7 separate regions of the Homo sapiens genome follow, and all the other regions are linked to region 1. The links are chromatin loops, found by intact Hi-C in ENCODE. Cell type or tissue: endothelial cell of umbilical vein. All regions are shown on one strand.

Region 1 (4,000 bases):
CTCGAATACTTCTCTCTTTCTCTCAAACCACAACAAGGGAAGATTGATAGCTGGAATGGAAAAACCCTGGTGTGGTCTCACAAATACTGGTTTAGGCTAGGGGTGAGGGGCAGATCCTCCTTCCTCATCTGTTTGTTTAAAGATAAAGAGGCCCTTTCAGTCCACATGGGGTCCAGTAATTTAACCGTGAACTATATTAATGGCTGCCAGAAAGAACCTGCTGTACTGGGCTGAGTCAGGAGAGACGTGAATCTCAGGTTCTCACCAATCCTGGCCAAGCTTCCCCAGACTTCTCAGTTTTAAAATGTTACCTTTGAAATATTTATTCTAGTGTCTCATACACCATGGATTTTATTTTTTATTTTTACTTTTTCGTTTTGAAAGCCCTTGTGTTTCTAATACACAGAGATCCTGGAATTTTAGATCTGCAAATAACACTCCCTGTTCCATAGAAAAAAGTCTTTTATTTTTCCTTACTGGAATTTTTTCATTCCTTCCCACCCACCCCACCCCCATTTCTCATTTCCTCAGGAAGCCATTTAGCTGGAGACAGAGGGAAAGTTTTCCAGCACACTTCCCCCGGCCCCCACAGACTCATGCACACCCAGATAGCAATCTAGCACCAAGATATGCTGTAATAGACTCAACGCTGCCCGTAAAGATTTCTGTCTCCAATGCCCTGAAGCATTTGGAAGGCCTTCTGGTGAAGGCAGCCTTCATCTGTGCTAACACCCGTCAACCTCCAGGAATCTTAGGAGGTCGCTAGGCTGGGCCCTGGATATTGGCTTTTTGCTCTCTGCTGTCGATGAATGGGAAAAAGAGTCATTAGAGAGCTTCCCTGGATGGGATGCTTTTGCGGGCTTTCTGGAGTGAGGGATGGTAAAGTAGGGACTCCCTGGAACTATGGGAGTGTATTGTCATTCTTTTGTAAAATAAGTATTTGAGAAGTTTAGCATGTCATGTATTTTAGGTACTGGGATATAACGGTGGACAAGACCACCAAGGTTTCTGTTCTCAAGTTTATTTTCTAGTTTTCAAGAGGAGAGGTGTGTTGAGTAAGGAAGGCAAAACCAGGAGGATACAGGTGAAAACCAAGAAAACAAACACATGAACAAAATACATTTTGTTTTTAGTGATACATGCTACGAAGAAATCAAATAGCATTTTAGAATAGTGACTGATTTTCTTTCTGCTTGCAACGTTTAGGACACCTCCTTCTCTGATACTCCCAGACACTAGTACTGGGAATCACCTAACATACCTTTAGGCCCTGCACGTCTCATTAGTGGATGCCTTTGTCCTATCCAGAGTGAAGGTTCTACATTTTTCTCTGAAGATGAAGTTTAAGAACTTTTGTGAGCAAGGATTTGAGGTTTCACGCAACATGCTGAGAGGTAGAAGAGTAGAACAATGCAGAATGCTTCAGAAACCACTGTCTACTCTGTGGCCCCCAAAAAATGGGGAGCTTTTTAAAATATTTGAATGGCCAAGAGAAAATGAGTACAGCAGAATTATTCCCAGCTGCAAGAAAAATGTTACCTTTAACCAAAAGAGACTTCCCTGTGTTATTTATTCTCATGACTCATCAAGTCTGTTGGGATCAAGTCTAATCTTTGTCTAAATCCAAGAAGTGTTGGTTGTCTCTAGAGAAGGCTGACTTTTCATTCTGGTGGCCAACACTCATCTTCTCAGAACCGTGGGAAATTGTTTCTGTTGTTTCTTAGTTTGCTCTTTTGCTTTCCCTTTGGATAAAACAATTTTGTAAGCTCAAGGGGAGGCCTCCAGGAATCAGAGGCTGGGGGAGTGTATTGGAATCAGAGACAAAAGTCCTTCCAAGACCGAGATTACACTCCGCTTAGTTACCACCAGATGTCAGCAACTCATCTGATTTCAGTTCTCTAGCAAAGGGAAAGAGCCAGGAGGGGAAAGGACCGCCCGGGCTGACATCAGCTTTTTGTTTGTTTGTTTCAGGTGTGAGTTAAGGAAGTTGTCTGCCTCAGGAAAAGTGCTAACAGCTCAAGCAGGATGGTAGCCTGAGGACAAGTAGGACACTCTAACGTGTTCACGGGATGGAATTCTTGAACTAACACTTTAATTTGATTTTTTTCCTTTGTCAGCATTATTTATAGATATCAAAGTTTGTCAGGCAACTATAGCTTTGTTGGGAAGATTTTTAAGGCCAAAGGCAACTAACAGATAGATTTGCTTTCAGCTTTTTTTTTTTTTTTTTTTAAGGAATCTTGCTAGGCTCTTGAGAAAAACCTTAAGAAGGAAAAGAGAAGACTGAAAAATACACACATTATTTCAAAGAGAAGGTCTACATAAGGCACACAAAGGGCAAGAGGTAATTAAGACCAGCTCCTGTGATGGTTATCTATTTTGCAAAACTGGGTTAAGTTCTCAATATAATAAAGTGTGAGACAAATGTCTTCAGTGAATTAAGTGTCAATATAGCTACAAATGCCTTCAGTTCTATGGAGGAAGCCTCCTCATTAGTTTATGGGTTTTATGTGCCACTATAATGGATTCTTCAGGAAGCCAAACTCAGGGTGCAAATACAATAACATCATATTTATTAATAGTTCTCAGATTCCTAAGGGCTCCTGTGGCAGGGATACCCCATGCATTCTTCTTCTTGACGGGGTCTCGCTCTGTTGCCCAGGCTGGAGTGCAGTGGCACGATCTTAGCTCACTGCAACTTCTGCCTCCTTGGTTCAAGTGATTCTCATGCCTCGGCCTCCTGAGTAGTCCATGCATTGTTTTCTAAGTCATCCTCCCATGTATCTTCTTCCAATTTCAACTTTTATTCTTCTAGTTCCTTTATTGATTCTGTACTTCAAGGTCAAACCTGCATCAGTCACTCCATTGTTGAGCAAGTCTGTGTGCAGCTAGAAGTATGGAGGAGGCGCCAAGTGTGCTCCGTGGCAAGTCTCTCAGGCTGGTTACGGACTCAACTCCACAGGCTGACATTTGAGGTCTGAACTGGCGCCTTCATGTAGGCTTGGGGTCTGGGCCTTGTAGGGACTTTGCCAACAACTCCCTCACCAAGGCCCAGTTTGGGGCTTGCAGGGTGGGTGCTGAAACTGTCCATTGACAAAATAGGACGTCACCTACCTCTCCAACCTACTTCCCATCTTTCTCATGAACACGTCTCTCACATCAGCCTCATTCATCCATTATGGTCCCCGAGACTGTGCCAAGGACATTCCTTCCTTCAAGTCTTTCCTTCAGCCAGCTTTCCCCACTATCTCCTGGAACTGACTTTGATCTCACTTAACTTCAGCTGATGGTTCAAACTCTACTTCTTCCCTAGAGTCTTCACATCTTACTCCAGCCTGATGTTATTTCACACCTCTTAATTCCTAAAGCACTTGCTGTATCATAATTTTGGTACATTGACACATTGCATTTTGGTGAAGTCAGGGCCTTCAGTGCATCCATCACTGGAGCAATGCACACTGTACCCACCAGGCAACCTCCCATCATTCACCCTCCCCTACCCCACTGAGTCTCCATTGTCCATCATTCCACACTCTGCTTCCCATATTTTTAATCCTTTTAGTTAACAATCTTATATCGCATCATATGAATATTATATAAATACAATTATATACCAATAATATAACATGTAATGTAAATTATGCTATATTGCCATCTATATTAAGTAAATGTATTTCTTCCACACTTTATTCCAAAATACATTGTAAATTTCTTGAAATCTTAAAATAATTTTTAGTCAAGTATTTTACTTATGGTAGGATGCGTAATAGGCACTCGTTAATTGAAAGCAGAAATGTTCTATTTGCTGATCTCAGTTTATATGGTAACTTCCAGAGTAGACATCCCTGGAAGTAAATTTCTAAGATAAACAAGAAATGGAGCCTGGAATTCTTTGCTCCTTCCTCATTTACCGCTCCATTTGAGATCCTTAAATGAAAAAAGACCGAGAGAAGTTCTTGTAGTTCAACCTCCACCCCTTTCTCCGAAGGCTGTGGTTCCT
Region 2 (4,000 bases), 210 kb before region 1:
GCTGTTTCCTCATCTGCTGCATGGGAATGAGCAGAGTCCCTGCTCAGAGTGTGCCAGTGAGGAGAGCTGAAATAAGCAAGGCCCTTGGCACTGTGCCCTGCCCAAAGTAAAATACCCAAAGCACAAGGCCATCAAGGCTCTGTCCTTCATGGTCCTCCACCACATGGGGCTCCCAGCCAAACTAGCCAAAATAAGGGGAAATAAAATCATACAACTCCAACAGGATGGACACCACATTGTGGGTGGTCAGTACGCCTTTACACATTTACTAGGAGACATTCCTCCTTTGGTTTTCAGAATCTTAAATCCATCCTTCTCCTGCTCCCTCTTTCCAACTTCCCACCTTGCCTTGTTGGCGAGGGATAATAAGCTATCAGGGCAGTTGTAAAGGATATATTTATAGTGCTTGGCCCTCCGGAACTCTTCAATGACGTTGCGTGCATATCTGACCATGTCTCGGATGGCTTCTGCCTTTGGGGGATCGCTGAGCTTCCGGATTTCCACCTTGGCCTTATCCTGAAGGAAACGTCCACAAGGGCAAGGCGTTACCGCCCATGGAAACCACACTGATAGGGAAACCTCTCATATAATACACATTCCCACACAGCGGTCGACACTGGCCCATTCCAAGGTTACAAAAGAATGAAAGGAAATCAGGCAATGCATCTGAAGAAATTCAGTACTCCATTACCTTTTTACAGAAACAAAACAAAAAGATTAATTTTCTAGATACTCCTTATCTAAAATGTGTTGGCTATGGGCAGATATATGTGTTTACACATCTACGAATCAAGAGACTAGAATAAGGAAGGATGGCATTGACGGAACAATTTGGAAAATGCCAGGGAAACTTCCACATATTCTGGTGAACAGGTTGGAAAGCCTAGAGATTATACTCATGTGCTTTTCCCCCCTCCTCCTTTGAGCAGTTGTTTCTTTTCAAGAAAGAGCAGTTCGGCAGACCTTTCTCCTGTTTGTACAGTGTAATGGAAATGTTTTCTTTAGCTACTAGGAGCAGGTCTGAACAGAGACCTGGTCTAACTAGATTCCCTTTGGCTGTCTTTGTAAGGAGGGTTTAAAGGGTCAAAAAGATCCTAGAGGAGATCCGCCAAGTCAGACAAGCTCTTCAGCAGAGAGGTCCTGAGATCAGAGTGCAGTCAGCGCTCTTGCCCAATGAACAACCTTACCTTGTCCTTGGTGGTACACTCCTGGCACTCACAGGTAAAGAAATAAGAATCTCTTAACCGGTCATTTCTATCTTCCGTTGGGTACAGGAGATCAATATAGCTGGTAAAAACCTACGGGGTCCAAAAAGATAAAGCTTCAGTCTGCTACAGGTAAACTCAATCCTTGTCATTCCCGTGCCTTTGCAGTCACCTGCAGGGCCCATGCAGAGGATAAGGCGGGCTGCAGCGGAGGAATGCGCTGTTTACTTTAAGGCACGGAATTCCTGAACTGAGCAGCCACCTGACGTTGGCTTTCTCTGGAAGGTGTTCACTAATCCACAGCTGAACTGGGAGCTGAAGCCAAGGTGCAGGTTAGTGGAAAGAGTCTGTAGAATCAAGGAGTCCTTAAAACAGTGTCCTGGAGGGTTCAGAGGATCCCTGCCTCCCTCAGCTGCCTCTGCCTGGCCTTCATGTAGTTTCATGTTTCACCACCTGAGACGGCGCAAATGCTTCGTTGCCGTCATCACTGGATGCTGCGTGCAGGGGAGGGCATGAGCACGCACACACCACACACATGCAGCTAAGCTCCCCTTCTCCTCACATCAACTGGCAATGGAGCAAGAGGCTCCACTCAGTGGGCTGGGACCCACAGCTCTGGGTGGCCAGCGGAGGGTGAACACATCTTCTAGGACACCAGAATGCTGCGGCCTGGCCCAGCGGGCAGCTCCTGATCCTGCAGGGCAGCGAGCTTGGAAAGTCCTTACCTTTGGTTCATGGGGCTCCACCGTCCTTGCCTTTTCCTAATGGGGTCTGTAACTAAGGCTTGGAGCATATGGAGGAGACCAGCATTTAGATGTCCATTATCTACTCACTGGGACAGCACTGGCTACTCATCCCACACAATCAGGCAAATGTCTGACTGAACAGATGGATCTCATGAAGCCGCTAGCGTGCCAGTGACCACGGGCACCACCAGGCAGGCAGGGGAGGACACGCACAGGGCTGGGTGCTGCAGGGGCAGCTAAGCTCTCCCCAGCCCATGGGGAGGTACTGGACACGTTGCAGCTCACCCCGAAACCCTGGGGAATGGGGTTTCTCCTTCTCTGAAGGGTAAGTAATCCCCAAAGCACTGACTTCCCAAAAATGAGGTTACTGCGTTTCAGATCTGGGAGAACATAAGGGCAAAAGGAAACTGCAGCCACCCCTGCCCTGCCTCACACCACAAGAGCCTGCCAACAATCTCTGTAATGACTGACTCACAGTGCAACATGCGGAAGCTTCCAGAAGATGGCGACAAAGGCCACTCCAGTACCACTGCTCCCAGCCAGACTGAGCCAGCTTAGGTGACAACCTGCTCATCTCTGCAGTCAGCCCACAGGTGCACTGGAGCCTGGGTGACTGCATTCTGACTGGCTGCAATTATCTGTTTCAAGAAAGGCTTCAGAGCAGTCTCCATAAGACCTTTGGAAACTCAGACACCCCAGCCGAAAGGGGACACACCCTCATCGTAATGGATTTAGCTGAAGGTAGAAGGGCCAACCTGCCTGCATCTTGGGCTTCAGCTCCCAGTGCAGCTGTGGATTAGTGAGTGCCTTCCAGAGAAAGCAAAGCACTTGTCATTCAGCACGCTGACAGTTATATTTTACACTTCACACTTCAAATACCCAGGCATGCACCGTAAAATAGCATTACAAATTGCTAAACTGAAATTAACCCAAGTGTGATTACAAGTTCCTAAAAACTCATGTGTCTTGCTGGGAATTTACTTAAGAACACAGAGCATACTACAGCAATCCATCAGGCCAGCCCTTCCCAGGTGAGACGTCTCATGAGGTAGTCAGGAATCACACATGGGAAGGGAACAGGGAATCGCTGAGCAGGTGATGGGAAGACTGGTTCTCTCCACGTCCTGAAGCTGAGGAGGGAAACTAAGGTGCCCCTTGGCCACAGACTGCCTTGACTTCTCCTATTACTGCATATACCTGGACTTTTGATTTAGATTCCTAAAAAGTGAACTGCGACCTGAAGTTCAGATGTGGAACTGATAGAACACGAAATTCTGATGTGTCCCTTGGAGTGCCAGCTCTTTAGCTACTGCTGCGTTGCTTGCTTTCTTTTGCTTTGGACCTTTGAGGGATGGTGGGGAACAAGCAAGAATTCACCAAAAAAAATAAAATAAAATAAGGCTCAAGCTCAGTTGTTTGGCAATAGGGATACAGAGACTCTAAAGATAATCAAAAGTTTGACTGTGGTCATTTTGGTAGTAAATGTCTTCTTTCTCTGTAAATCTCTATAAAGCTTTGGGACAAATTTGACTCAAATTTATTACTTCCTGTTTTTCTTGACCAGAGATGGAAATGTATGTACCAAACAGAAGCCCCAAAGTGTGGGAATCTAAACTACAGGTTACAAATCTGATCACTGACTCCTGGAGAGCCTGAGGGCAGACTCAGCTAAACTGCTGGAGGCATTCACAACTCATACTGTCAAGTGACACTGCACAGATCTGTCCACATTGCCTTTTAAAGAGCAGTCTCAAGCCCCCTGCTGCAGCCACCCATAGCCATGAACTCACCTCCTCTCCCGGCTTGATTTCCTGTACAGCTCTGACTTCTGCCAGGGTCCCTTTGTAGGTCACAATGACATTGGGGCAACAGCTATGATTCATCAATGCAACACTGTCAGTCAGAAGAGAAAACCCAGTTTTTAAAATGAGATAGGCAGACTGTTTAGCTTCCTTCACTACTTACTTGCTAAGTCAGAGGAACTGAATCTTTGCAAGACATTTTTTAAAAATCTAATAGTTGGCTATCACATTCTAAGAGGTTGTTCTG
Region 3 (4,000 bases), 750 kb after region 1:
AGAGCCTCATTCCTGAGATGCCTAACTTTGGGGGTGTTGATTGTTACAAAGTAGCAGGGTTTACTTGTATGGTTCACTCTACCTAGATCTATTTCCAGAAAGAAAATAGGCAGAGACAAGGCAAACCTGGAGCCCCAGGGGACCCCCTAATTGTCTGTCTGCCCACTCTCTGCACTGCACAACCATCAACTCCTACTGCCATTTCCAGTTAGAGAAGGATAGAAAGGGAAAGAGAAGCAGAGCAGGAGGCAAAATCGGAGGAACGGTTTGCATCAATTTTGAAATAGGATGAGGAACTGTGGGACCATATCTTTTTTTTTTTTAATTCTCAATAATGTACCTAATTCTTGCATGAAATGAGGAAAACTGTCTTCTACCATCGCATTACTCATGATAGCTGAAATTTTTTAACACCTCAACATCATTAAGTATGCAATTTTAAAAAAAATAGAAACAACCTAAATATCTAACAACTGGGAATTTGCTAAGTAAATCCAAATTATTGAATACAATGCAATAATTCAAAATGCAATTTACAAAGATTTTAGGGACTAGGGAAATGCTAATGACATAACATTTAGTTAAAAACAAGATTCATTTACATACAGTTTAATCTCAGTTATACAAATATGGAAAACATATACAGTACTAGATATTGTTTTGTCTGCCAGTATCTACTTTCTCTGTCCTTGTTTCCAGCTTTTCTGGAAACTTTACACACACACACACACACACACACACACACACACACACACACACACAGTTGTCACGAGAAGAGCCATTATACACAATATGGCTGGCCCCTGGCCACAGCTGATTGGTCCAGGGTGGACATCTGACCCAAGCCAGGACAATTCTCTCCTTCCCCAGTAATTCTGGAATTGGAACTGAGGGAGTCTTTCTCTTTCCAGCAGCAGAAACGATAGGACAGCATGCCTAGTAGTTGCAGCTGTGGGCCCATGTGTCTGGCCCTCTGGGCCAGAGACCCCCCAGCAGCCAATCCATAAAAGTAGAGCGGGGAGGAGGCAAATGCAGAAAGGAAGAAACAGTTAGAGAAGGAGTGTCCTGACAAAACATAGGTCCCCCTGTCTTGCTGTTTCTGAGCCCTGGCCACATTTCTGCCCTTGGGGTGCATGAGACAGACAACCCCAGATCCTTATAATCAAGCCACCATTTTACCTAGGTCTTTTGAATTGGATTTCTGTCACTTATAACCAAAAGAATCCTAACCAATATGTGCTCCCTCAAATGCCCAATTACTTATACAATCTCCTACATCCCTCAACATGTTCTTGGGGGTGGGGGATCCGATGGCAAGTGATTTCTTTTTGCTTTTCTGTGTTTTCCCCCAAATTTTCTATTATGAACACTTTTATTATCTGGCATTCAGCATTCACCTCGAAATCTACCACCTTAATTCACTTACAACAGATATACACACTTTGCACGAGGTTAAGAGAAAACCTTATCAGAAAATATGTATTTATTAAATATGTGTGTATATGTGTGTATGTGTGTATATATGTGTATATGCCTATGTGTGTATGTGTGTATGTATGTGTGTATATATGTATGTGTATATGTGTGTATGTGTGTATATATGTGTGTATGTGTATGTATGTGAATATGTATGTATGTATATGTGTATATGTGTATGTACATGTGTGTATGTGTATGTGTGTATGCGTGTATATATGTGTATATGTGTGTATATATGTGTATGTGTATATATAAGTATATGTGTTTATATATGCGTAGATGTGTGTATGTGTGTATGTGTGTGTATGTGTGTACGTGTGTATGTATGTGTATGTGTGTGTATGTGTATGTATGTGTGTGTATGTATGTGTGTATATGTGTGTGTGTAGTAATAGTTGTTGTCGTTGTAGTAGTAAATATATGAGACGTAGAAACCAAAAATCCTGGAAACTGTTCGCCTTTTAAATTTTCCCTCCCCATCACACACGTTCCTGGAGGTCCAGGGCCAAGGCCCCCCTCCCAGAGGCCTCTGGAGGTGTGTTGCAGGCCCTTCCCTTTCTGTCCCCAGCCTAGTCCTGACCTGGTCTTCAGGCCACATTTCTCATTCCAGCCATTCTGGGATCTCTAGTGATTCATTATCCGAAGGTCAGCCATTTGTACATCTCAACAGAAAGGGCAGGAAAACTTCTACCACCTTTCCACGTGGTGTGATCACGTCTCTTTTCTTCCCTTGCTTCTCAAAGTCATTGCCATTTTGGAATTTTGGTCTCTCCTGGCATGCCCTCCCTCTCCACTGAAGCTTTCAAAACCTCTATTCTTTGGAAGCCCAGAGCAAACCCTCTTTTCTCACCGAGAATCAGAAAACTTGGCTGGCGCACCCCCTAGTGGTGGCCTAATGAATCCCCCTCAATTACTACAGGGTACAACCCCTGGGGTTTCTCAAAGTGTGTTCCATTGGACCTTAGTTCTGCAGAAAAATAGCCTAAGAGAAAAGTATTGTATGTTAAGTGAGATTTGAAAACACTGGGATAAATAAAAGTTATCAGTTTGCTTTAGTGGAGGACGTCTTCAATTCTTTAAATATACTAATGAACACTGTGAATCTCACTGATCCAGATTTATTTGATTGAACTTTTGTGAAATAATAGGATAACTATCATTTATTGAGCATTTACTATCAACCATAGTATTAGCATTTATAAATAGAGAAATTGATACATGAGGTGGTCAAATAACTTGCTTCAGTTAGGTTCACATGACACCAAGGCCCATGCTCTTAACCATTACAAGATCCTGGCTTTATGTTTGCTCCAGGATGTTATTCTGCAAATTCTACTTATACATGCCACTCTTATTCCCTATATTACCAGTCAGGAATACTACAGATTACCTCTCTATGAAACAAGAAAAGCAGGAGCCTTCAAAGGATACAGAGGTCTCCCTCACTGCCCTTGGGAAGCTTCTGGTTTCGGTGGCGATAAAGGGAAATTCACTGTCTAAATGCCACAAACAGATCCTTCTTGAAATTATCAGCAAAGAGGATGTGATAGGGCATCGTGTTAAAGATCCAGATACATATTTTCCAATGATATTATGGGAAGGTGCAATAGGCTACTTTTTTATTTCTTCTAAGAGAAGCTTGCTTTTGAGCCCTAAATACTTGTTGGCCTGCTTTTATAAGCAATAGGATATTCTGTATGGATATCTGGTTTTATATCTGTTAAGAAATGGAGATGATAATATGCCCCCTCCCATTTTTTTAAATTGTCAAATACATAATATGTTGTAAACCTTAATTCTGGCAGCATAGGTTACTTATGGATGGGTTTTCTTTTTTTGTTGTTTTGTTCTGATTTTTTATTTTTTATTTCATGTAAAAGAAACCCAAAAGTAGTTTATTGACATACATAACTGAAAAATGTAGGCTTCAGGAACAGCTGGATCCAAGGGCTGAAATAAGAACATCATTAAACCCAAATGCATCGTGCCGTACTTGGATTTTTAGAGAAAGGAAATAGCACGTAGTGCTCTAAATATGTCCTGGTCCCTTGTCCTAATTAACATAGAGAAATGAACAGATAGTTGTATGGATGTCAGGATTTAAGGATGGGCCCCCAATTCCAACACTGGCCCTCCAGCTACCCTTCTTAAATATCTGTGTAAAGACTTGATTTTTCCATCTGTAAAAATGGGCATGCTACCCCTCCTTTTTGACCTCAGTGGAAGCTGAAAGAAGCTGTAAAGTTTTCAAATGCTTTTTCGTTAGAGGATTAGATATTGTGATAATTTTTTCGCTATTAATGTTCACAGAGATAGCACTTCACACTGGCAAAGGATTTTCTAAGTATTTATTTGTTTTACAAATTTATCATTTAAAACTCCACAATTAGCTTGTCAAACATACACCTTCAACATTACAACCACAGTTTAAAGCCAATCAAGCAACAAGAGGAGAGAGGGGAATACAGATATTTATTTATATATATTAAATATGTATGTATTTGTATATCTATCCTTCTAT
Region 4 (4,000 bases), 880 kb after region 1:
TGAAAAGTATTCAATGACAAATATCAATGTAAATTTCAAGCATTTAAAATTAAAGACTCATAATAGGGCAGAAAATAAAAGTGAAGGACACACACTGATAGGATACCATATCAACTTGTTCAAGACTAGAATGGGAAACTTAAGTGACTATATTAGGTTAACTAACACAAATAATTTTATGCACTTGTCTCAGATTGTATATTAAGCTTTCAAATATCATTTTCTTGTATTTTTCTTTAAGAGACAAGGTCTTGCTATGTTGCCCAGGCTGGAGTGCAGTAGCTATTCGCAGGCATGATCATAGCACACTGCAGTCTCATACTCACAGCCTCAAGCAATCCTCCCACCTCAGACTCAGTTTTTTTTTTGTATTTTATATGCTTAGTAGTACAGGTTCTATTTTCTAGCTGTTTTTGAATGATAAGAGTCAAGAAAAAAAGTAGTAAAAAAAAGTACTTTGACATTTTATTTTTCCTTTATACTTAAAACACTATAAACAAAGGTTTATTCTTTATTATCATAAGTTAATAAATCAAATGATAAAGCACATAAAATCTTTTGGCTAAAACTTTTGTGTGTATGTGTGTAAAAACAGATATAAAATCAGAGTAACCAGAAGAAAGTCCTCCAGAGAAAAATAACCAATTTACTCCAGTTTTTATTCTCTAATCCCTCACAACAAAAAAAGCAGAAGAACCTGTGTAAAAGTATCCTAATAAAGTATCTACAAGTCTCCTAATGTGGAAACCAGACAGTGTTATATTTATATTGTCATGCTATACAATCTGTTCCTACTTTGTGGACTATTTCTTTTGCCTTTTCTCTTCCTGAACTCCATTCTGTGTTTCTGTGGTATGAAAGGAACCCATTTACCATGAATGATGTTTATTTAAAATAAAACCTTTCTAGAGAATCATCCTAGATAATCTAAGGATACAAAGTGAACCTAAAAGGAATGGCTTCTACTTTGAAAACAGGGCTGGGTTTGATCAGTGAATTCGTATTCTCAAGACCCTCTTGATGGGTCTGCAGCTGCAGCCATTTATGCGCTGGCTTTTTCACAGATGTAGCCAGAGAAAGCTCCATGGTTTTTGTCTTTTTGTTGTTGGATTTGTTTTCTTTAATATAAAAAAGTGGCAACTTTTTTAAAAGTTCTCAGTTTTGTTATAGAAACTTGTGAATCTTGGGCATCCTTGGGAGTATACATTGTTGAAATAATTATGACTTTTTAAAATCTAGGATCACTAAGTTGGCAGAAACTATACTTAAATAACAGAAGGTGATCATTTGCATTTCAAAATTTATCTGTCTTGCTTTTCCCCTCAATTAGACCAAAACATGTTGATTCACAGGTTTCTGTGTGTGTGTTTTTTCTTTTTTAAACTTATTTATAGAGCAGAATAATGGCCCCCCTGCTAGTTTGGCATTTGCTCAAGTTTCTGTCCATGCAAATCAAATCTGTTACTGGAAATTTTTCTCAAAATATAAAGGCACATCATCCACAAGATAAAAAGATATACTGCTGATATTATAAAGCACAGGGCAGGTGGATAATGTTTTCAGGACAAATATGTGATAAGGATTCCCAGGAGGTGAAGTGGCAGGGTAGAGGGTGCACACTGTTTAAACAGAAGTGAGTTGCTCTCATCATAATCTTGTGACAACTTTTCTTTCTAACCAAACATCAGCTGCTTAACATGCTTTAGAGTTACTTGGACAATAATACTAAGGTTAGACTTGGGAAGTAAGAGGGAGGGGATCACATGAAAGGAAATTACTTCAACCTTTAGTGTTCCTAAGGGTAGATCAAAAGGTGGTTAAACAATCTATGACCCATGTAGTTACTGATTTGTATTTTTAAGTATTGAAATATTAACATATTATCATTGCTTCCATCCTTTGAGGAGAGGAAAACCTATCTGTAGTTTTGATTTATCAGTAGCACTGCCTATGAACTTTTGGAGCAAACAGTAATTCACAAATTTTTGCTCCAATTTCCCTTGAGTTATAAGTAAGGGGTACGAGCACATAGACTTAACCAAGTTCTATAACTCTCTAGATTTAAGGTCATCTTAATAAGAACACTGGTATTACTTTTCTGTTAAGGCCATTACTCGTTTTGTTTTACCTGGTTGCTAAAATTAACAGGCCCAATGAATGGAAAGCCTTTCCACATTGTTCACAAAGCATGCCACAACACTAGAACACTTTTGCAACTCACAAAGCTTGGAAGTACAATTCTTTTATGCAAATAATGACAACAAAGCACCTCTTCAGACTACAGCTTTTTTCAAATGCTAGTGAAGGACAACCTGGAAGAGGACAGCAAAATCCATTAATGGTAGACTGCCACCTGCTGGTCAACTAAGAGAATTGTAATTTCTGGGACAAGGCTTAAAAATTAGAACTTAGAAACCGATCTGTATTAAATTCGGTATTTCAGTATATGAAATTGAAAGTGTGTATCTGTTGATGAATGTAATATGGTTCTGTTCCACATATATTAAAACTCTCAGGATACCAACATGTTATGGATATTAAAGTAAATATGACTGTGCTTGAGAATAAAGAAAAATAATCTGCTAGAATGTTCAAGCACAAATTTACAGATAGTTTCCAATAAGTAACAATATATACACTTACTAGGAACCAGGAGAAAAAAAAGAAAGTAACAACAAAAATAAGAAATAAGAAACTACTTACAAATATTAAACAATATTCCATAAATGTGTGGTTTTGTTTTGTTATATGGTTCCCACTGTACTTCACTTTAGCATGTAACAGGCTTGACTCAAAAAAACTCCCAAATTAAGTTTGATTCTAAAACTTCCAAATTCATTATAATTAACAAATATATTTCTAAGTACACTGGAACCTAAAATGTTATTTCTTATCAAATTAGAAAGTGGGGAGGATCTGGTTTTTTTTTTTAATCGAGTAACTGTAATAAAGTGAATTCAACATGCAATTTTTTATCCTATTTACTAACATGATTTCAAAACATAACATCACATTATCTATTTGAGAAAAAAAAATGTAAGTGTGCTCTATTGTCTCTAACAATAAACAAAAACCAAACAGTCTTAATTTGAAGGAAGAAGGAGGAAAGAAAAGAAAACCCTAATAGTTGCTTTCAGGAACGTTTTAGGATATTTATTTTATAGGTTGGAAAACTTTGGTATTCTCTACTGCAGAAATAATTCTTAACAATGAAAGTTGTAACTAGAAACAATCTAGCTCTTTTAATCCTTATTATCATCACTTCCCATTATGCAGAGAAACAAGGTTAGCATCAATACACTAGTTAGCTGTTAAGTATTAAATACTATATTGATCAACACCTAAGCAGACTATATCAAAAAAAAATCAGCTTGAAACTCCTTTGAAGGCCAATGGGGCAACAGGTGAAGTGACTCTGGCCATCCAAAGAGGCTAAATGGTAAGCAAAAGGTGAACAAACTTTGGATTCATAATACAGCCCCATCTGCACTGATGACTGAGAAAAACCAACTCAAATGCAATTCATATGCTTATGCTACCTATAATTGTCAATAAAAGATCTAATACCCACAGAATAAATCTCTAATTTTTAAAAAATAAAGACAATACAGTAAAGGCAAGATAAAACTGTTTTGTCTATAAAAATTTGTTATAAAATGCCAGGTTGGCACATCACTAAAATCATATTGCATTTTTAAAACCTCCATTGTGCCAGGCACCATGGGCTCATGCCTGCAATCCCAGCTATTCCAGAGGCTGGGGCAGGAGGATTGCTTGAGGCCAGGTGTTCAGGACCAGTCTGAGCAACACAGCAAGGCCCTGTTTCTATTTAAAAAAAAAAAAATTTTTTTAATTAGCCAGGAATAATGGCATGCACCCGTAATCCCAGCACCTTGAGCCCAGGAGTTCTAGACCAGCCTGGGCAACAGAAAGACCTCATCTCTACAAAAAATGCTTTTTAAAAAAATTAGCCAGGCATGGTGGTGCACAAATGTAGTCC
Region 5 (4,000 bases), 560 kb after region 1:
TAGGTTGAGAAATTTCACCCAGCATTAATAGGAAATCCAGAAGAGAGGAAAGGCAATATCCAAAAAAAAAAAAAAAAAAAAAAAAAAAAAAAAAAAAAAAAAAAAAAAAAAAAAACTAAAGGCTGAGAAGTTCCAAGAATTGAAAAAGAAGTAACTTTATGAGACCTGAGAGCAATAAAAGTCAACCTAAATACATGTCAGTGAAAGTTCAGAACACAAAAAGCAAAGAAAAGATGTTCAATAAAACCATGAAGAAAGTACAGGTTACTTTTTAAATAGGAATAATTATTAGACTGACAACAGTCCATTTTCCCCTAAATTTTATTTTAACATTTTCAAACACAGAGCAGAGTTGACAGAATTTCATAGTGAACACTTGTATAAACACTATGTAGGTACTACCAATAATATTTTACTCCATTTCATTGTATTTGCTTTATCACATATCTATCCATCTATCCATCTCTGCATTCATCCAACAATCTCTCATTTGCTTTTTGTTGTTGCTCTTTTATTTGGGGTGTTTGTGTGTGTGCATTTCACAGCAAATTACAGACATTTCTACACTTTTTCACTTTTTTTTTTTTTTTTTTGAGATGGAGTTTCACTCTTGTTGCCCAGGCTGGAGTGCAATGGCATGATCTCGGCTCACCACAACCTCTGCTTCCCAGGTTCAAATGATTCTCCTGCCTCAGCCTCCTGAATAGCTGGGATTACAGGCATGAGCCACCATGCCCAGCCTACAGGTTTTCTTAAATCTGTCAGCAAGGATTTCATTAATGAAGTTCGATATTTGTTTATGGATTTTTTTATATCAAATTTGCATGCAATGAAATATACAAATAATAAGTGTACATTGGTGTGCAACTCAAACACATATCAAATATAAAATAGTACCATCATCCACAGAAATTTCCCTTGTGTCCCTTTCTAGTCAAAATCCATCCCTATTCCCTTCAAAGTCAATCACTATTCTAAAGTTTTTCCACTGTAGATTAGTTTTATTGCGCTAGAGTTGCACATAAATGGAATTCTACATTTTTATGTAAGACTTCTTTCACTTAGTATACTAATTTTGAGATTCATCCATGGTGTTACACGTACCAGGAGTTCATCCCTTTTTATTGTTGAGTACTTTTCCATTATATGAGCATACCAATTTATTCATCCATCCTGCTGGTGGATATCTGGCCTCTTTCTACTCTAAGGACATTATCAATAAAGCTGCTGTGAACATTCTTGAACAAGTCTTTTTGTGAATGTATTTTTCTGTTTCTCTTAGTAAATACCTGAGAGTAGAATTGCTAAGTCATGGCGTAGGTGTGTACATTTATAAAAGACTGATCCCTTTCTCCAAATTTGTTATACAATTTTACATTTCTAATATATGAATTTCTGTTGTTATACATCTTTGCCAACATTCACTTTTAAAAACAAAATTTAACCTTTCTGGTGGAAGTTTAGTAGTATGTCACTCACTGTGGTTTTAATTTAAATGTTTTTCATGACTAGTAATGTTGAACACTTTTTAATGGACTTATTGGCCAGTTGAATGTCTTGCTTTATGAAGTGTTTATTCACAACTTTTGCTGACAACATACTTCTGAACAGCAACACGATAAAACAGAAAACAAGAAAGTAATATTTCATCAGTCAGGGTCCAGTATGGAGACTAAAGCTATATCAGTAACTTACACACACAAAAATTATTACGGTGAATTGTTAACTAATAAAAGGTTGTTAATTGTCAAACTGGGCAAAGCAAACCATAAGGTATAGGGAGGTAGGAACCACAGAAACAAATTACTAACCTTTGGGCTGAGAGAAAAGTGAACAAGAAGAAACTTAAAAATCTCAGAGGAGGGGATCCTGCAAAGTTGAAATTTAGACCTTTGAGGAAAAGGGGTAGTTGTCATAGGAACATGGTGCCTGTTGATATGGTGACAAAGAAACTGACCACTACTGAGCTACAAGAGCTGAAAGCCACTTTCCAATGTGGCAACAAAGAAACTGACTGAAGGACACCACAAATGAACAATGACCCCTATACCCTGATCTGCTCATTGCTGAACTATAAAACAGAATACCAGAAGGAACAAAGTTCCCTCTTCCTTCTTTTCCCAGGCTTTCAGTGTCCCTCTTGTGCCCTCTATTGGCAGAACCTAACACTAAGCCATCTGTCAAGGGAGAAATGTAATCTACAGAGTTTAGGTCCAATATCACAAAGTGTGGCAAAGAAGGGTGGTTTCAGAGCTAAGAAGCAATAAATTAACAACAGACATAAATATATTCAAAGTGCTGAGAAAAAATATGCCTGTGTACCCAGAATTTTATACCCAGTTAACCTATCATTTAAAAGTGAAGGCATAATAATGACTAAAAACGATTTTCTCTTTGTTATACTTTATACAACACATATAGGAGAAAATATGCAACATATAGGTAAGTTAAGACTTTTTCAGACAATTAAAATCTGAGAATTCATTACTAACAGTAATAAATGCAAGAACTATTATGGTACTTTCCCTCAAAGAGAAAATTGAATCCAGAAAAAAAAAGTAAAATACAAAAAAAAAAAAAGAGGTAAGCAAAAAAACTTGGTAAACATTTGAGTAAATAAATGGTAAGCAAATAAATTGGTAAAATTATAGGTAAATATAAATGAAAAATTACAGTATGAATAATTATAAAATAATAATTAATTTAGCGTATAAAAGTAAAGAGTAATTAAAATACTGGCCAACCATATGAAGATGAAAAGAAATGATCAGAATTAAAATGTTTTAAGCTCCTTGCATTTTTGGAAGACAGGTAGAATTCAAGGCCTTACTCCTTAACAATCTAGAAACATGATTGGTACTCCCTGGAAATGTACAACACAATCCTAGATGATATTTTCCAAGTCAAGTGTACAGGATATAATGTTAAGTTTACCTCTAAAGAACAGAGGTAAAATGAAAAACCTTAAAATCAGTAGAAAACAGAAAATAAAGTTTGATCAACTCCAAATAAAGTGGGAATGAAGAGTAAAAGAAAAAAAGTTTAACCACAATAAGTGGGAAACAAAATCTTTGGAGAAATAAATCTAAATGTATCAGTAATTGTAACAAATATAAATGAACTAAAATTCCAAAGTAAAAGACAGAGATTTTCTTATTGCTTTTTAAAAAATCAGATATATAATCTGTACAAAGACCTAGCCAAAATATAGCAGCATAAAATATTAAAAGAATGGAAAAAAAGATATATAAAAGATATATATCAACTGATAGAAACTTGATGTCACCACATTGATATCAGATGAAATAGATTTTAAGAATTATTAAAGAGGGGCTTTTTACAATGGTAAAAAGGACAATTTATCAGGAAAATAAGACAATTGCAAATGCCTATACACATAACATAACTCTGAAATATATGAAACAAAAATTAATAGACTTTCAAAGAGAAATTGACAAATCCAGCAATATGGTGACAGATAATATATTTCTTTCAAAGAGTAAATCAGGCAGACAGAAAAATGAATAAAGATATAGAAGATTCAACAACACCATTAACAAACTTTAAAGACATACAAAGAACTTTTCAGGGCAAGGCATGGTGGCTCACACCTGTAATCCCAACACTTTGGGAGGCCAAGGCAAGAGGACCACTTCAGGCCAGGAGTTCAAGACCAGCCTGGGCAACATATTGAGGCCCTGACTCTGCAAAATATTTAAAACTTATCTAGGGATAGTGGCACACACTTGTGATCATAGCTACTTGGAAAGCGGAAGTGGGAGGATCGCCTGTGCCCAGGAGTTCAGGATTACAATGAGCTCTCATTACACCACTGCACCTGAGCCAGGGTGACAGAGTGAGACTGTCTCTGTAAAACAGAACTTTGGCCAGGCGCAGTGGCTGACACCTGTAATCCCTGCACTTTGGGAGGCCAAGGCAGGCAGATCACAAGGTCAGGACATCAAGACCATCCTGGCAACTAAAAAATACAAAAAGTTAG
Region 6 (4,000 bases), 360 kb after region 1:
TTCAATTAGGGGACACATTTGACAATCTGACTACTCCATCTGATGCCTCAAGGGCAAATTTCAGCTCTTTCAGGAAGGGATGGGCCAATAACGGATTCGTATGAATAAAATATACAGAGAAGGAACATTCGCAGCAGTTTGGGGAAACCACCTTCTCCAGCAAGGAGAGCAAAATGTCTACATGAAGATAAAATTCACATAAATAAAGCATGGGGCTTAAACTGTTGGGATGCTGGGAATTCAGAGTGAAGGCTCCTGTGCCTGCTTGCCCATCACCTGCCTGGAGTTGGGAATTAAGAAGTGCAAATCAGCACTAAGGAGCCTAAGACATTTGTAATTCTATGGAAGAAAATCATTGTGGCAGAGTTCAACTCGCTAAGAATCTTACTCGTTTATTCCAGTTTTAAAAACCATCCTAGCAACCAGAAGTTTTTTGTGGTGTTTAATTTTTAATCCTTCTGTTTAATTCCCTTTCTTCTTTATTACCCTGAAGATAATCAGAAAAGCTGCTCAGCATCCCCTTTTTACAGCTTTTCACATCCTGGAAGGTAGAGTCAAGGACCAGGTCCCATGAATAGAGCTCTTCCTGCTCGGAATTGACCTTGGGTCCATGTTACCCTTTTCCTGGCAGCAGCAGACTAGAGGATGAGTTAGGTCTTCTGTAGCACCTGCCTTGGGCAAGTGCCATCAGCTCGCTGGACTCCTGTATTCCCATCAGGGAAAGGGAAAGTCAGTTCCTTCCTCATCTTGGAAGGGTCTCCTGGGAATCAAGTCAGGTGCTAAGAGGGGAAGGAAGTGAAAGTTTGATAGAAATGAAGGGACTCTCGTCGTTTGGTTCCTGTTTTTTGGGCTGACCTGGTCAGTACAAAGAACTCCCAGAGGCAGCTTCGTCACTGAGATGGGAAAACAAAAGCAAAAATTACCCTTAAGGCCAGGCTCAGTGGCCCACACCTATAATCCCAGAACTTTGGGAGGCCAAGGCAGGTGGATCACCTGAGGTCAGGAGTTTGAGACCAGCCTGGCCAACATGGTGAAATCCTGTCTCTACTAAAAATACAAAAATTAGCCGGGCATGGTGGCGGGTGCCTGTAATCCCAGCTACTTGGGAGGCTAAGGCAGAATTGCTTGAACCTGGGAGGCAGAGGTTGTAGTAAGCTGAGATCATGCCACTGCACTCCAGTCTGGGCGACAGGGAGAGACTCCGTCTCAAAAAAAAAAAAAAACGTAAAAAAATTACTTTTAGGTTAATGGCTCTCAAACTATACATTTGTCTAGTTCCCTACTTAGTTAAGCCTGGGTTATCTTAAATACTTGTGTGTGTATTTGTTCAAAAAAGGTCCTCACACAGCTCATAAGCTTGTTAATAGCATACAATTAATTTTATATTTTAATATGAATGACAGGTATTTTCTATTCTTAGAAAGGGCATTATAAACATCTATTATTAGCATGGAAAGAAATCTCTTGAGAGTGACCATCTGCACCACATATTTGACTTATTCTTACAACATTTTTATTTCTATTGTTATTAGCAAATGATCACAAATGCATCTAATTGAAATTAAATTTCTTTATTATAGGAGAGTTCTTGGATTTACACTAGTATTTGATGCATCTCTAGTCATCGTTCACTTTTCTTATTTTCATTCATTCATTCAACAACATTTATGGGAACCCAGAATGGCCCAGGATGCTGGGGGAAGCTGTGAAGTAAAGATGTGTTTCCCTTCCTCCGGAAGACAGAAAGGCAAAGAGAAACAGCGTAGTGCAGAAAGGAAATGAGGCAGAGGGGAGAGGGGTGCACTAAACTCTGTGCTGAGTTGTCAGGAAGGCTTGATCTGTGACTCAGACATGAGGAGGAGCTTTTGATGTGCAAAAGGGTGAAAAGCACGCTAGGCAGAGGGCACTGCTTATGCAAGGCAGAGTCCCTGCCCGAGACAGCGCACCTCTGACTTTGAGAACTGAGTTTGGTTTTCGTCATCCTTCCTTCCTTCCCTCCCTCTCTCTCCCTTTCCCTCTTTCTTCCTTTTCTCCTCTTTTCCTCCTCCCCTTTCCCTCTCCCTTTCTCCCACCCACCATTTTGCTCTTCATTCTTTTTCATCCTCATGACTCTAACAATCATTTTCGTCTCACTTTATCAAATCTAGATATATCTGAATAGAAAAATAATCAAAGATCTAAACTCCAGCCAACACCCCCAACTTCAGACATGGTTCCATCCCTCTAATAACACCCTCAACCCACCACTGAGCAGCTCTGAGACACCTTTTCACCCACTGGGTGTCCCCAGGGGTCTGGAGAGACTCATTCTTCTTGCCTTCATCCCTGCCACCTGGCTGCATATTTTCTACACACTTGAAAAACTCGTTTGAAGAACCCAGGAACCTGGCTGGGCACCTAGAAGATGTCTGAGTGAGCAAAGGAGGCACTGAGCCATTTGGAAGCTCAAAGACTGAAAGGCAGAAGCCATTTGCCTGTCCGCCATTCCTAGCATTAAATGGAAAGTGTGTGGACAGTGCAGTCATCACTGTAAGCCTTTGCACAGATACAATGTCAACAGGACAATTATGATGGAAGTCTTATAGAACAAAGTCCTATTTAAATTATTGGAATCCTTTCCATCTGATCCATCCCACCCATTACAGCCCCAGTTATGAGAGATTATTAAAACTATATCCTCCTGCTCTGATTTTCAAAAGTCTGTAAAAGAGAAATTGCCCCAGATATTGGCTGCTGTGGCCACGCAGTGCAGCATTTCCTGTCACCAAAATTCATCTGGCTGTGCTTTTGAGCTAAACAACATGCATCCTCAGACTTCATAAATTGTCATTCCTCTGCCCATCCAGAGAGCAGAAATTCATGACTTGATCTCAATCAAACAGCGTAAAAACCCAAACAAAAATACATCTGGACAGACAAACGGGATGCCAGGTTTTTGCTTGATGAGAAGGGAAATAGCTCAACCCTGGCCCCTTGGAATGAAGGCTTTATCTCAAAAAATGCTCATGGAACCTTAACAGAGTCACCGAGACCAGCTTCCCTTATAATATACAACATAAACTAGATATGGAGCTCATTTTGTTCCATGCTTTGTGACCTGGAAAACATTTTGTTGGAGCCTTAAAAAAAAAATTAGCCCATGTTCATTTTCCCCCCAAATGCGATGATCATCATTTTCTGTTCCTTTAGCCCAGGTGAACAGCAGCCAGTGAGCTGAGGCAAAAAAAAAAAAAAAAAAAGTAGACTCACACTTTCCTGACACAGTTAACAGGCTGTTAAAATTCTGTCCTGCTCAGCCTTAGTATTAGTGTTTAGGGAATCAGAAGGCTAGATCTACAAGATCTGGCTAATATCTACACACAAAGTAGATTGAAGAGTAAACAACAACAAAACACTATTTACTGGTCAGTTAAATAATCCATTATCCACAAAACTGATTACTAATGTTGTTTGTCTGAATACATATTTTCCTGAAACAAAACGAATTTATCTTGAATTGTGTAGGTAGACAGAAGTGTGGTATGTTTTTTTAACAGAGGGAAATCTGCCATTGAAAGCAGAAGCAAAGCTTGCCTGAGCTGAGATCTTACCAGATCAAGAGGGAAGCCTATAGTTGTGAACTCATATTCCTTCCTCCTGCTCCCCCAGTTTCTCTCTCCAGGGCTGACCTGGGGGAGGATGTCTCTGGGCAGGGACCGGCAGCAGCATATATGCAAATGTTCCCTAATTGTGTCCCAACCATTACTCCATTGTGGAGGCTTTTAAGATAATTTATGAATATTCTTTTTTAACCACTGTAAATGAAGCAGCGGCTGTGGGTGTTTGTGGTGTGTGTGTATGTATGTGTGTGATTTCTTCCTGAGTTATTTATTTGATAATGATATTAAATATTAGAAACTCTAACAGCTGGTGTGTTTATCCTGACTTGAGTGTATTAACCTCTTTAGCCCTTTTTTCCAGAAGAAGGATTCGGCATCACAGATTTGACTGTCAGCTGTGG
Region 7 (4,000 bases), 120 kb after region 1:
GTTTGTTCTTCTCTCCACACTCTGCAGTTTAAAGCAAATTATTCTACTAATGTACATGAAAATATAAAATGCATTATTTTGAACACTGCTATGCAAGTTTCACATTTTACCTTTTAGTGTTAATCTAATGGAGCATCTTGACTCACTTGCTTTTTATCTTATTATATCCTTTTAATTGTTTTTCCTTTTAAATAATAGCTAAAACTTGGGAAGAGTAGTTTTGGCATGGAGAGGACAGGGAGGGGGCTGTTGCTTTTGTGAAAGCAATGGTCCAAAACCAAATACAATTTGCCTGTCTTGGATTTATAGTTAACTCCTTTGAGAGTGACGCAGTAGTTGGGGCTAACAAATCAATACATGTGGGTTAGCAGATCAATAAATGGCCACTTACCCAAAATAAGAAGGCCTATTTATCTGGAAACATCATTACCTTTTAGATCTGTAAACAGCAGCAACTAAAACAGTTCCCAAGAGAATGTGAGGCTAACCATAACAATCCAGGCTTCCTGATTCTCCCCCAGATTCTTGGCACTCCTCAGCAGACTCAGAGCTGGGATGGCTCTGGTCACATCTGTGCCGCAGCCTGGCCCTGCCATTTCCTCAGCAAATTAATGGCTTTATAATTTATCAGAAATGAAGATGCACGTGGAGAAAATCAATGTGGTCCCCCACAAGGTCAATTAAGGGCCCTTCCTAGAAGCTTCTCTAAGGATTTTCTTTTAGAAGAGTGTCTAAGAAAAATAAGAAAAAAAAGAAAAGAAAGTGTGCTTGTGTGTGCAAACACACACACAAACACACTCACACAACTACCCAACAAAAATTTCACCCCTTAGGCAGAAATGTCAAATAAACACAGATATTTAGGAAAGGTAAAATTTTCCAAATGACCTTCATCAAGTCTAGCGTGACTAATCTTAAGAATGGAGGGAAACCAGAAAGTTACTAGAGAAGCATAATCAAATTAATATGGATAAGCTCTTGACTACTTATAACAGGGTGTTTAACCAAATATTCTGCTGAGAATTTGTTCAATTAACATTCCCTTTAATATCCCATGCAATTTTAAAAAGATCACCTTGGTCTGTAAATAGAAAAGTTAAGTAGTGCAGGTTTTTTATTTTTTTATTTTTTGTTAAACTGAAAATAAACACTAAAGAAAGAAATTTTGATTTTATATCTGTAAGCCAAAGCAGCTTAACTGAACTTGTGTTTTTGTTTGAGATCCTTAATGATTACAAAGACGATAATTTATGACTGACATACTTCTTGTGCCAAGGAGAGGGCTGAAAGGCCCTCCAGTAACCTCCATTAGACTGATACAGAAGACTAAAGGAGCCCAGCACACTTCAGGACCATCTGTCCAAATGGATAAGTGAAATAATAGTTGCAAGCTGTCTGCGACTGCCTTGTGATAAGAGTTTTAGGCAAGTCCAAACTTTGACAGACACTCTCAGATCTGGGTTCTAATCTTTTCTTTCAGATGGCTACATTAAGACAACGTCATGCATTTAATTGGAAGTCACAAATCTTTTAAAATTTGGTGTCATACAAAATACAAAGTGTTTTTCTGTGTTTCTTAGATGGGCACTGAGCTACCAAAACTTCCTGAAGCTTTTAATACATCTAATTTATGCTAAGATGTTTTTGTTCTTTTTATCTAAAAAAAGTAAAATATCCATTTTATTTTGATCAGTATTTAGAGGCTTTTTATCTAACAAAAAATTATTCTGATTTGGATTTCTCAAGTTCATTTTTGCTTTAAAATGTTTCCTGTTGGTAATACTTGGAACTGATCAGTTGAAATGGAACACAGAATTAATCTTTATCTCTTGCTTATTGTGTAATTAAGATAAAATTCCCATAAAATATATGTTTCTAATAAACTATTAAAAATAACTAATGAAACATTTAAAAGGCAACAGTTAGATAATCCTTTTTTTCTCCTCAAAATAAATCTGAACTGACCAATTGGTTAATTTCCCTTTTAAGTGCTTGTGCTGAAAAGCAACTGTTCTTCCAAGAAAGCACTAGCTGTTTCCAGGATACTTACACACGCACAATGACTCATGATGGAATAGATTCAGTAAACATACAGCTGTACTGAACACGAGCTAAGCTCCATTCAAGGCCAGGAAAGAAAATGAGCACAAATAAATATTAAGGAGGTAAAGGGGAGTGGGGTGAGGGGGGATGGAACGCAAACAAGATCTGTCCCAGCAGCTCATGTGGCTGTGCCTCAATTCTCTTAGCCATAGCTTTGTGAAGACAGATGACATTCAATTCTATGTGTAATGCAAAATAGACAATAACTGTTGAAACTTGAGACAGCTGCCAGGTGTAAAAAAAAAAAAAAAAGAAAAAAGAAAAAAAAAAGAAAAGATGATAAATCCATAAATTAATGAAAGACATCTGCTCGGGAATATAAAAGATCAGAGAAGCAGGGTACTGCAGCTGAACGTAAAGCAGTGTTCAAACAACCTGAGAACCTAAGTGTTGTCTGTTTACCAAGTACAATATAACCTTACCTAAACAGCAGCCACGGGAGGAGCAGCGGAGGCAGCAAAAAGGCAAATGGGAGAATAATAAGCTGTGAAAGCGGAGGAAGAAAATTCTTTTTTTCCAGCTAAACTCTGGATTGTAGCTAGAGATTGTACGTGCTGCAGTTCCCAGCAAATGGGTTGAGACTACTTACATTTTCCAAAACATTTGAAACCTAAAGAATTTTAGTTCTGCCTTATTCCCTAATTTGCTAAGTTTCTAAGAGGTTTTCCCCCTAGAAACTAAAATGGGGAGAAAAGATCTAAACTCTCTCACATAATGACAGTGATAGAGCAAGTCGTAACTCCCACTAGGAAGTTCACCATAATCGGAGGGCTGTGTAGTGTAGGGATTTTTTTTTTTTAATTTACTTACTTTATAATTTTTTTCAGGGGAGGGGGGTAGTGTAGGAGCCCAAAGTCTTTTAGTCTTTAATCTACATGTTTTGCTCTAGCTAATATAAGTACTATAGCCTCCACAAGACTTCTAAAAATGTATAAGATCAATTTCTGTGGATGGTTTCAAATTTCAGAAATTCATTTCTAATCTATGGTTCCTGGTTGGATTTTAATTTCAAATTACTAAACCATTTTCCTTTCTAAACTTCAAGTCTTTCTAACATTCTCCCTAAAAGTTGAGTAGAAAAAGCCGGCTGTTTCAGAGAACAGGCTCAATTTCTTCACCTGCACGTCTTAACGGCTTATACTACTCCTCTTGTGCTTTAACTGGGTGCATGCAAATGTTTGGGGCCTAAACTAGGCTATTTTTCTTGAGATGCAAAGAGGATGAATGACAAGGAACATCATGAAGAAAAGCAATTGGCTGACTGTTTCTTTTGGAATTTGAATAAAACTTAATATTTGATTAAACAGATTCATTTGCAAAGATACTGAACATATTTTTAAAATCCAAGACATGAGCCCTTGGAGCAGGTGCACTGAAATTCAGTTTAACTTGCATACACATTCACTATTTCCCTTCTACTAGATGGGATAATGAGGTAGTGTGTTCTATCCTACAGAACATATATGTTTAATGTGGTGAATGTAGAATGGGTTGACCTGATAAGCTGGTGTTCTTAATAGTTCTTATCTTAGCTACTTTGTTCAAAAAACAGATGGTACCTTTTGGAGTGGGAGATAATTTTTCCTGAAAAATTAAATTATATATAACAGTTTGGAAAGCCATGAACGAAAAATTAAAACATAATAATAGCAATCACAGTTGTACCATTTCATTACATTTCTGCCCATTTCTATTGATCTTTTCGAGGAATAACTGTACAACCGGATCATATATGGCCCCGTATCCCTAAAATTGAAGTAAGACATCACTCACTGTGATTCCCAGATATTTCTTCAAAGTAAAAGCTTGAGAATTTTGCCTACACACTAACAGTTAAATCAAGGGAAGAACACACTGCCATACAGAGGTAGAGACAGGAGAAAAGTGGGCCCAATCT

Evidence for each region. A loop is a pair of places that touch in the nucleus more often than their neighbours do. Peaks named below come from ENCODE experiments on the same cell type or tissue, not always from the same donor. Only the 100,000 strongest peaks of a DNase experiment are listed, where the experiment ranks them.
Region 2: a loop joins it to region 1, with 20 times the contacts of the local background. A loop is called at or near these places in 4 of 110 quality-filtered maps.
Region 3: it touches region 1 in a loop (21-fold over the local background); 72 of 110 quality-filtered maps call a loop at or near these places.
Region 4: a loop joins it to region 1, with 12 times the contacts of the local background. A loop is called at or near these places in 63 of 110 quality-filtered maps.
Region 5: a loop joins it to region 1, with 19 times the contacts of the local background. A loop is called at or near these places in 35 of 110 quality-filtered maps.
Region 6: a loop joins it to region 1, with 5 times the contacts of the local background. A loop is called at or near these places in 2 of 110 quality-filtered maps.
Region 7: a loop joins it to region 1, with 5 times the contacts of the local background. A loop is called at or near these places in 6 of 110 quality-filtered maps.

Annotation. Positions count from the first base shown.
Region 1 is chr1:214,121,227-214,125,226 of GRCh38, reverse strand. No RefSeq gene overlaps it. Among named protein-coding and RNA genes, the nearest start is that of LINC02775, 11 kb to the right of the region's middle. RefSeq lists a silencer at 1,803-1,892. In endothelial cell of umbilical vein, a CTCF peak has its summit at 1,852 (motif pointing right); DNase peaks (open chromatin) are centred at 166, 586 and 1,786; H3K27ac peaks cover 2,050 bases.
Region 2 is chr1:214,327,466-214,331,465 of GRCh38, reverse strand. It overlaps SMYD2 (SET and MYND domain containing 2), which reads right to left. Exons shown (of 12, transcript NM_020197.3): 7 at 3,742-3,844; 8 at 1,188-1,298; 9 at 396-516. Among named protein-coding and RNA genes, the nearest start is that of SMYD2, 48 kb to the right of the region's middle. RefSeq lists an enhancer at 2,310-2,399 and a silencer at 2,326-2,620. In endothelial cell of umbilical vein, a CTCF peak has its summit at 2,446 (motif pointing right); a DNase peak (open chromatin) is centred at 2,455.
Region 3 is chr1:213,372,847-213,376,846 of GRCh38, reverse strand. It overlaps a transcript of RPS6KC1 not described here. Among named protein-coding and RNA genes, the nearest start is that of RPS6KC1, 320 kb to the right of the region's middle. In endothelial cell of umbilical vein, a CTCF peak has its summit at 2,375 (motif pointing left); a DNase peak (open chromatin) is centred at 2,346.
Region 4 is chr1:213,243,130-213,247,129 of GRCh38, reverse strand. The region is part of intron 12 of RPS6KC1 (ribosomal protein S6 kinase C1); the gene reads right to left. Among named protein-coding and RNA genes, the nearest start is that of RPS6KC1, 190 kb to the right of the region's middle. In endothelial cell of umbilical vein, a CTCF peak has its summit at 2,369 (motif pointing left); a DNase peak (open chromatin) is centred at 2,339.
Region 5 is chr1:213,562,553-213,566,552 of GRCh38, reverse strand. It overlaps a transcript of RPS6KC1 not described here. Among named protein-coding and RNA genes, the nearest start is that of LINC00538, 360 kb to the left of the region's middle. In endothelial cell of umbilical vein, a CTCF peak has its summit at 2,147 (motif pointing left); a DNase peak (open chromatin) is centred at 2,152.
Region 6 is chr1:213,760,088-213,764,087 of GRCh38, reverse strand. It overlaps a transcript of RPS6KC1 not described here. Among named protein-coding and RNA genes, the nearest start is that of LINC00538, 160 kb to the left of the region's middle. In endothelial cell of umbilical vein, no CTCF peak of the experiment used is centred here; a DNase peak (open chromatin) is centred at 1,807.
Region 7 is chr1:214,000,768-214,004,767 of GRCh38, reverse strand. All of the region lies in intron 2 of PROX1 (prospero homeobox 1), which reads right to left. Among named protein-coding and RNA genes, the nearest start is that of PROX1, 15 kb to the right of the region's middle. RefSeq lists an enhancer at 1,968-2,262. In endothelial cell of umbilical vein, no CTCF peak of the experiment used is centred here; DNase peaks (open chromatin) are centred at 507, 1,327 and 2,087; H3K27ac peaks cover 625 bases.